Regions from separate parts of the Homo sapiens genome. Here region 2 is linked to region 1. A link is a contact called in ENCODE Hi-C data. All regions are on one chromosome and are shown on one strand. The core of a region is the stretch at or near the end of the contact, and the rest is flanking DNA. Distances in the headings are between cores, read along the strand shown.

Region 1 (4,713 bases), core at 738-3,237:
CAAACAAATGGCTACAGGTACAGGCAGGGGGTATGTGAAAACTTCACTCTGGTCTGAAAGTACAGCACTGAATTTTTTAATTTTTTAATTTTTTTCTCCATGGCTCAGCATTTTCAGTCAATTTCTTAATGCCCAAGAACGTGGCATTATAGGGACACGCAGACAGTATGCACAGTCCTTATACATATAATCATTTATTTGGTGTTGTCTTGAGTCTCACATGACAGTAGAAGCTCCTCAAATATAAGAAAATTATAAAATCTGGCAATAATCGTATATAGATAGCTAGTAAGCTCACCACTATTGATATAAAGGAATATCTGTACACAATTGTGTATAAAGGGATATCTAATTGTGTATAAAGGAATATCTATACACAATTGTGTATAAAAGGATATCTAATTGTGTATAAAGGAATATCTATACACGATTATAGATATTGTATATAAAAGAAAATAATATAGAGTTACACTAAGTTTCTTTGGTAATGCTCCAACAGGGGCCATAAAAGCAGCCAGACATAATGAGCTCTGTTTAGTCAAGGATTCAGAAATACATAATTGTTACACATCAAAATCATCTTAAATACCTAAAATTTTCTATTTCTTCATCTTTCTCTGAAAGCTTTCTTTCAAGTTCTGCTTTAGCTTCCAAGAGTTCAAGCTGGAAATGAAGAATCTTGCTTTCATTACGTTCCAGGGCTCCCTGGAATACATAAATAAAAAGCATTAAATGAAGTCCACTTTTAGACAAAATTGTATTTTTTACCCAAAACATATGTCGCTAATGTAGCTCTCTTAGAGTTACTGGGAGAGATATAGGTTCAAGCCAGGTCCCTAGAGATTGCAACACAGTGAGACAAGCAACTGCTTTCATTTGTCATTTCACTTATAGATTTGACATTCTTAGGTCTTTCAGCTGTAGCTCCAGAACTAGAATTTTAAAGCCTATTTTAAAATAGAAAATTTCACTCTTGTCTGTGACTATATTTAAACTTTTTAATGTATTACCCTTGACTTTTTCTAACATATTCCAACTTTGGGATAAATTTTAAAAAGTATCAGAGCTAGAACAAGGAAGGTGATAACTCCTACCTGGAATCTTCTATTAAATTCTGGACATCACGAGGGGATAGAGGAAAAGTTGGATGTATTCAGAGAACAAACAACAGGGTAGTGTCCAAATATTGTCATATGAAGAACAAATAAAGGAATTTACAATGTACCTGACATGTAACACTCAGTGTGAGCCATTAACACCATAATTGGTACCACTACTGCAAATGAATTTCTTTGACAGGCAGAAGATTCCTTGCCCCTTTGTGTATTCAAATATAGTTAAGGCAATTATTTGCAGGGATGTTATAAAGGCAATTCAATTCTAAAAGCATAGGTTTGGCTAAATCTTTAAAACCCGTCCTGAAGCTAAAAATGTATATAAAAGAAGAAATCCAAAAAACACTTACAGAATACCAAGGATATAAGGGCATAAGGGGTGATGCAATTTTGTGGTCAGTTAGCTACAGGCAGTCCTAAGGGCAGAAGTAATTTTTTCATAGCCTCTTTTGAGGCGTGCTTAGCAGATATGACAAAATGTAAAAAAGTAAAACTGAGTTGCAATTTTAAAATAAAAATAAAAAGATGATGGGAATTTTAATAAGACCTCCCTTGATGTTATCTTGATACTACCTTCAATATAAAAGAAAATAAAATTGCTAACGCACACTCAAAAACAAATGCTTGGATAACAATTTCCTCAGAGGGAATAGTGTAGTAGTTCCTTCAAGAGGAAACTGTCACCTCTAACCCTCTAAAATGCACTGAGAAAGTGAATCTTTAGGGAACATGACCTGGGATAATGTGAGTTTTATGGCTTTAAAAAAATCTGATAAAGTTTCTCATAAAGGCTCACCCAGGAAAATAAATAACGCAATGTTACAAATACATGTCCAAGTTGATGAAGTATTTATGGATGTGGCTGAGGACAGAAGTGGAGAAAATGCGAATAGAATGTGTTGCCATCTAGTGGTACTAAGTGGTTTGAGCATTATGGCCTTCCTGTCATTCTCACCCTTGACCCACGTGATGATCGACTGAATACACAAAGATGCCTCTGTGTTATACAGGACATAAATGGCCCGTGCCAGTTGTATTTTTCATTGGCTTGTCATAGTACTTGAAATTTCTATCATAAAATTTACTTCTTTCAGTTAAGGTGGTGGCTTCAAAAAGTCCCTTGCCAGGATAGCCAGAGAACCAAAGGGAACGAGTAAACAAAACAAAGTTCACCAACTGTGTAAGGACCAGCTGTGCTACAGGGCACCACACTGCCAACGAAAAGGAGTCTGTATAAAGTTAGATAGCCTCAGGAAACATTTATGTATAACAGGGTGAGAGCTGCTGCCTGACAACTCTATACAGAGGGTAATATGGACACATTTGCTTGGAAGTTTCTTCTGGAATCACAACGGTGAGGTAAATTTAACAGACAATGCTTGGCACAGAGTGGTCCTTTGGGGTCTTGTTTTCCATCGCCATACCTTCCAAGAGACCCCTGCCTAACACTGACTGCCACACCTTTCAAAAATCTTTTTTCTTTTTCTACTGGTGGGAGGATCAGGGCTGTATTTTAATGTGTCTGAATACTTGTTCAAAGGCTGAGTCAGGAAGATGAAGTTCAGCTCTGAGAAGAGGCTGCACAGGGCTTCTTAACCACCTAAGAATCATGATAAGATGACTTCCTTGTTAGTTTACCTTCTTTGGCGAAATGTCTTCTTAGAGGTCCTTTCAATTGCTAATGCACACCCAGAGATACAGCCAGAGACTTTTCCTGAACTGTGAATCCATAACACTGAAAACCCTCCTGTCAATCTGCACAAAGATGAGCTTTCAGAAACAAATGTTTGACAACATCACTTTGAATCTTATTTCTGAAACTACCGAAAGTTTTTGGGGAAAAAAAATTGAAAAGCTTTTGTGACTGACTCTTTAAAGAGGGGGCAGCTATGAGAATATTTATTCATTCAACATTTGACAAATATTTACTGAGCCTCTACTACATGCCAGGCAATGTTCTAGGCCAGTGCTTCTCAAATATTAATGTGCATATGAACCACCAAGGGATCTTGTTAAAATGCAGATCCTGATTCAACAGAGATGGGCAGAGGGCTGAGATTCTGAATTTCTAACAGCCTCCCAAGCGATGTCCATGGGCCACATGTTGAGTAGTGAGGGTCTGGGCACTGGGGATAAACTGGTGAACAAGATAGATAGTTCCTGTTTTTACTACAATCAGGAGATTTGCATTCACTGTTGTGTATCCTGCTCTCTGAGTCTCAATTTCCTCTTTTATAAAATGGGGACAGTAGTTTCCTACGGTGATTATATTAAAATTATGCATTTGGCAGAGTGCCTAGCATATAGTAAATAAACATTTGAATACGTGTCCTTTTGTTGGTGCTGCTGTTATTGCTGAATGCAGATCTTCTGCCTTGTCACAGTGAAAACTTTCTTTTCTCCCTGGTGATAATACCTCTGTTTCTTCCAGTGTCACCTGGACTTCTGTCTTCTCTTCTTCAATTAGTTTCTTGACCTTTTCCATTTCAGTTAAGTTCTTGGTCCCTTCTCTAACCTGGTTTGTCAGATTAGAAATCTCTTCTGGAGACAGAGGTAAGAAAAACAAAGTTAGTGAATGGGCTCAGTCTCAAACCAATGATACCAGGCACAACAGATTCTTCCAGCCCACTGGAACAGTGACCTCATGCCACCCTTGGTAACTTGATGACCTATCCTATATGGGACCGAGAAATTTTAAAAGGGTATTCATTTTTTCATATAGTCTTTTGCCATCTGAAAATTGAAAATTGTCTACAACAAATGGTGAGGGTGGTGCTTCAGAGTATTGTACACTGGACAACTTTTGCAACTTTTACATGACAGTCCTGCTCATTAGAGCCATTCCAGGTTCCACCTGGAGGAACACAGACCTGGAGTCCCTACCCTTCCAGTGTAAGTGCTTAGCTATCAACATTAGTGGCTGCCATTGTTTCAGCCACCACTCAACACTGCGACAGGAACTTAAAGTAAAAGCTGGATCAATATCTGCCAGCATTCAAGGCATGGCCCCAGATAGGCCAGAGAATCAGAAGGGGCCCAAGGAAGACAGTGGCTTTAGCTCAAGCACTTGAGTGTTTTTTCCTAGCCTCTCATGAACATAAGCCTTTGACAAACAGAATAGGGCATCCAGAAGTCACAAAACCTCTTCCACCTGATATTGTTATGGTCAGTTCTGCCTTTAGTACCTAAGAGGTGTGGTATAGGGCCAAGTAGCTCAGAGAATTACCCAGTTCAGAGGTGGTGGAAGGAGCTCAATAGGTCACCTGCTCCTCTGGTTCTGAGATCCTGGGCTGTGATGTGATATGATGAGAATTTTTAGAAGTTACAAAGACAAATATGTTAGATGGAAATTTTCATTGCATAATAAATTCTTCTCTGAGAAGTGCTCTCCTAAAGATGGGTTATCAAGAAGAAAATCAGGGAAGAGGTTCTCAACTCTGACCGCACCTTAGAATCACCTGGAGAGCTTTGGAAAAAGCTCACTCAATATTCAAACCCCGCCCCAGTCCAAAGGTGGTGCCCAGATCAGCAGCACCGGCCTCACCTGGAAAACTGTCAGAAATACAAATCCTTCAGACCTACTGAGTCAGAAACTCTG
Region 2 (4,713 bases), core at 713-3,212, 110 kb before region 1:
ACCTTCAGCTTGAACAATCTCTGCATAACAGGTATGTTTGTATGCATACGGCATTTCTTCCTAAAACTTCAAAAATCTTCAAAAAATATGTAATTCTTCTATTTTCAAATTCCGTGAGAGTCTGCTCTCCTCATGTGTATGCTTTAGGAGCTCTGCTATTTCCCTAAACTAATATTACAGTGGTGTGATGTACCATTAACTACATGGCCATGGAGATTCAGAGGTGAAAGCAGGGATTGCCTGCATCTTTTAAGTCCCAGTTTGATTTTGATTTCATTTCATAATAGATCTTATTAATGATAAAAGTTGGCGGCCGGGCGCGGTGGCTCACACCTGTAATCCCAGCACTTTGGGAGGCCGAGGCGGGCGGATCACGAGGTTAGGAGATTGAGACCATCCTGGCTAAACCAGGAACCCCAGCAAAACCCTATCTCTACTAAAAATACAAAAAAATTAGCCAGGCGTGGTGGCGGGCGCCTTTGGCACAGCACACAAATCCCCTGATCATATAATCATAGGGCCCTGTCTAGCTTTATAGCCTTTGGACATTACTGACCACATCAACTTTAACCTCCTGCCACACATGCACACTCAGGGGAGAGGGCAAGGTACATTTGGGGAACTCCCCCTCCTCTTCCCCATCTCTTCCTTGACTTCCTTCTTCTCTAGTCAGAGTCATCCATAGTGAGCCTTCTGCTGCCCACTGGAAACTGGGTTGAAAGTCCCAGCTACTCGGGAGGCTGAGGCAGGAGAATGGCGTGAACCTGGGAGACAGAGCTTGCAGTTAGCCGAGATCGTGCCACTGCACTCCAGCCTGGGCGACAGAAAGAGACTCTGTCTCAAAAAAAAAAAAAAAAAAAAAAACGAAAAACAAAAACAAACAAAAAAGAAAACGTTGGCGTGGGTGACTTTGGGGATTCTAGGAAGAGCCCTGGCGCTTTCAACCCAGTTTCCAGTGGGCAGCAGAAGGCTCACTATGGATGACTCTGACTAGAGAAGAAGGAAGTCAAGGAAGAGATGGGGAAGAGGAGGGGGAGTTCCCCAAATGTACTTTGCCCTCTCCCCTGAGTGTGCATGTGTGGCAGGAGGTTAACGTTGATGTGGTGAGTAATGCCGAAAGGCTATAAAGCTAGACAGGGCCCTATGATTATATGATCAGGGGATTTGTGTGCTGTGCCAAGGCTTGGATGGCATCCTTTGTTCCAGACAGAAGGGTCCTGTTTATTGTCCTCCTAAGGTAATTTTTGTTCACTTTGTAACTTTTGCTCCCATGCACTCAGCAAACAGATATTGACCAGCTACTATGTGCTAGTAAGTAAGTGGTAGTTGTTTGGGATACAATAGTGAGTAAAGCATGACTCTTAGCATCTGTTGTATGTGCATGCATGCCATGCATGTGACACTGAGGGAGAGAGAGATTAAATGATATGACAGCATAGAGGCTGGGCACTGCCCAACTTTCCATGTGGAATTCAGAGAGGTCTTTATTTCTCTGAAGTTGAGTTTAAGCTTGGGTGTTCTAGCGACCAGAACTGTAATGGGAATTGTAGGTGCAGATGAACTTTGTGTAGGGTTATGGTTCTTTCTCACAGAACTATTGGCACCCACTGCAACCAGCTACACAATTTTCTTTACAACTCTGCAGCAAGCTAGACAGGTCACAGGCAGTCCAACCTCAGGAGGTTGCCTGTATCATGTTGATGGTGAAGCTGACACCATAGCATGGAAACCAGAGTCCACTGCTCCCACAGCTCAATGCTTAGCTGTTTCAATATGTTGTCTGAAACTGCATCTTCTAATTCCTGGACTTTTCAGATCTGTACTGACTCAGATCTGGGTGGGGCTTAGTTTGAAGGAGGGAGTCCTTGGTGATGATGTGATTTCCTTGGTCTGTCATAGGTAGCAAATCAAACGTACCTTGGACTTTACTCTCTGAGAAACTCATAGCTGAATTCAATGTTTATTCTTATGGACTACTTAGCATTTGACTAGACGGTATGAATTTCTAAGTAAGGTAAGGATTTCTTTCTAAGTTGTTTATACCTAGAACTTAAAAGTGGGCATGAATAAATCAAATATGGGTGGTTTTTAGTTGACACTTTATTTTCCCGTTAGGAAAAAATTAGTGACTGATCTTTTAAATTGATTTAGTGCATATACTATGTATTGTGCATATGCACCAAACAAATACTTAGTAAAAGGTTGTCTTGAAGGAACATGCTGATATATTTCAAATAAAAGAACTTAGCAAAAATGAGGAAAATACCTAACATTCTGGTAAGACAGTGAAAGAGGGATGAGCAATGTTTGTTTTGAAAATTATCTGCGAACTTTAAAAAAATCTCTAAGAGTGTATTCTTACTTGTAATTGTTCATCTAGTTACACTACAGAGTTTTATTAGCTGCTCCAAGATGCACTGCGTTCCATTCTGTGGTGGAAACAAAAGGACCGTAGTAGTGGTTATCTAGCAGAAGAATCGTGATCTTTGAATTCTAATACAAGAAACTTAGAAGTCTCCTAGATATTTCCACTGTCTCAGGGAAGAATCATTAAGTTTATGTCATTTTTTAATAACTAAAACAAGATTCAAAAAGTTAAGATTCAATTCTCATTGGGTTTCTATTGTTTGGGACTTTGGATAATAGAAAAAAATATGAACAGGTAATTTAGGTTTTTTTGTGTTACTGGTACCTGACAAAACAAACTTGAGCTTCCCATTTCCTAGAAACTTGGAGGAAATAATTTCTGTCCAGAATGGCAAATTGGTGTCATATCCCATTATAAGCATATTTTAATCAAAAGATGCAATAAAGTGTAGTGGTCAAGATCATAGTCTCTAGAGTCAAGTAATCCTTGGTGCATTTACCTGCTTCATCATTAACCAGTTGTATATTTTTCTCAGAGCCAGTTTCCTAATCTGTAAAATGGGGGTAGACTAGTATTGCTGTGAAGATTAAATGAAATTTATTAAAGTGCTTAGCAAAGTGCCTGGTATGTAGAAAGTGTTTAATAAATATTATTATTTCAGAATATAGATGTAAAAGACAAATGATTTCCTATATAATCATATTGAGTAGCCTGAAAGTTTGGTGGCTCTTAAATAAATCCATGAATGAAGGCTCTGCCTACTTTTGGCGTGTGGCCCACCAGCATGTTCTATCAGTTGGCCTGAGCTGGGAAAGAAACCAATTCCTGTGTTGAGTTTTCCTCCAGGTGCTTAAAATAGACCATAGCTTAATATTTTGATCATTAACCAGTGATTCTGGGTGGCTTCTCCTTGCTCTGGTCAGTGACCGGTGTAGGTCACGTAGTACAGCATTAAACAAGGTGTTTTTCCTCCTGAGGTTGTCATGTCAACTCTAAATTCCCAGAGACTTGCCTAGGAGTGGAGAGTTTGTTCTGAGTTACATAACCAGCATTCTCTTTGAGGCTTTGAATGTCTGTCTAACTGACTTCTGACTGCAGGCATGCAAACTTTTCCCCTGCCTAGTAGGAATGAATACCCCTTTTCCAAGTATCTGCATAGCAGCGACCCAGGGGCTATCCAAGAGCCAGTTGCTTCCTGACTTAATTTCTGGGAAGACCAATTGCCTATTCAAGAGAAATTCCTTCCTCCTTATTCTTCTGTCAGATGAGACTAGCTATTAGGTATTCCCTATCTAGGACTCTGACCTGACTCTCCTAGAAAAGAAAATGAGGATCCAAGTCCATTCCGTTTAACTGGGGCTATAAACATATGCCACCAGAAAAATCCTGCTATTCTGGCTTATTATAACTTTAGGTTCTCCTTTCTAACACAATACTATCTTTATAACATGTACACACCTTTCCTTGGTATTCAGTTGTAGTGTTTATATGTTCAAAATCCTTCTAATTTAGCCCCAACTAAAGTTTCCAGTATATATTTGCAGGCCCCTTTTACTGCACCATCTTCAGTAAAATGCATATTTCTCTTTCTTCAGCATAGGCTTCACCCTTAGAAGCTTGCTTTTCTCTGGATATTCATTTCCAGCAGGTCTCAGAGATAATGTACTGTATTGCATCTTTTTCTGTTGGAGACTAGAATGCAGTTAGCAGGTGCAGCTTGTTATAATAACTGCAGATTCAGATTTTTTCTCTCTGTAAATACTGTTAAATGTCCCCTCAGAGGCTCATTTTAAAATTGAGTAACGAATGGGGGCTTGTTTTTCCTTAGTCCTCGATCTTGGAATCTTAGAGTCTGTCATTGCACATTGCTGCTTACCATTTAGAGTTCAAACCACTAATTCCCAAGTGATAAGAGATTAAGATACAAACCTGAGATAGGCAAATGTACACTTGCAGCTTCCTTGCTTTAATACTTCTGTTTCAGGTGGGATGTCTTCTCCATGGCTATCCAGGTCTGTCCTAGACACCACCTTCGAGAAATGAGATCCTTTCTATCTAATTTAACCTAGATTAGAGACATCACCAAGAACACCTTCTGAAGGTGAAAACCTTTTACCTTTTCTTTTTGTCCCATACTCTATATTCCTTAACTGCAATCACTACAATATCCTGTCAATTACACAAAATTAATGTTACTATGACCAACTTTGATAATATTTCTATTTCCAAATTGACAAATTATATTCCTAATCTAATTACATTCATGCAAAGCTAGTAGCTCTGTAGTTATATCAACTTGGCAACAAGGAAAATAAACTTAGTTTAAAAAAAGACTCAAAAAGTTA

What was found. Hi-C counts contacts between places; a loop is a spot of excess contacts on that map. Pooled maps may share reads with other maps.
Region 2: a loop to region 1 is called in a map of mucosa of descending colon, with 4 times the contacts of the local background. The contact joins the promoter of HHLA2 here to the enhancer-like site in region 1. A Hi-C loop is called at or near these places in 1 of 168 maps with a recorded cell type or tissue (mucosa of descending colon), 3 of 37 single-sample maps with no recorded cell type and 13 of 50 pooled maps.

What each region holds. Positions count from the first base shown.
Region 1 is chr3:108,404,749-108,409,461 of GRCh38, forward strand. MYH15 (myosin heavy chain 15) reads right to left here. Exons shown (of 41, transcript NM_014981.3): 32 at 3,532-3,656; 33 at 590-705. Among named protein-coding and RNA genes, the nearest start is that of MYH15, 100 kb to the right of the region's middle. RefSeq lists enhancers at 2,079-2,178, 2,239-2,298. Within about 2 kb of position 1,988, at least 3 of the 41 ENCODE cell types and tissues checked have a DNase peak (open chromatin) inside an H3K27ac peak, as active enhancers do.
Region 2 is chr3:108,294,586-108,299,298 of GRCh38, forward strand. It overlaps HHLA2 (HHLA2 member of B7 family), which reads left to right and starts at 1,963. Exons shown (of 10, transcript NM_001282556.2): 1 at 1,963-2,014.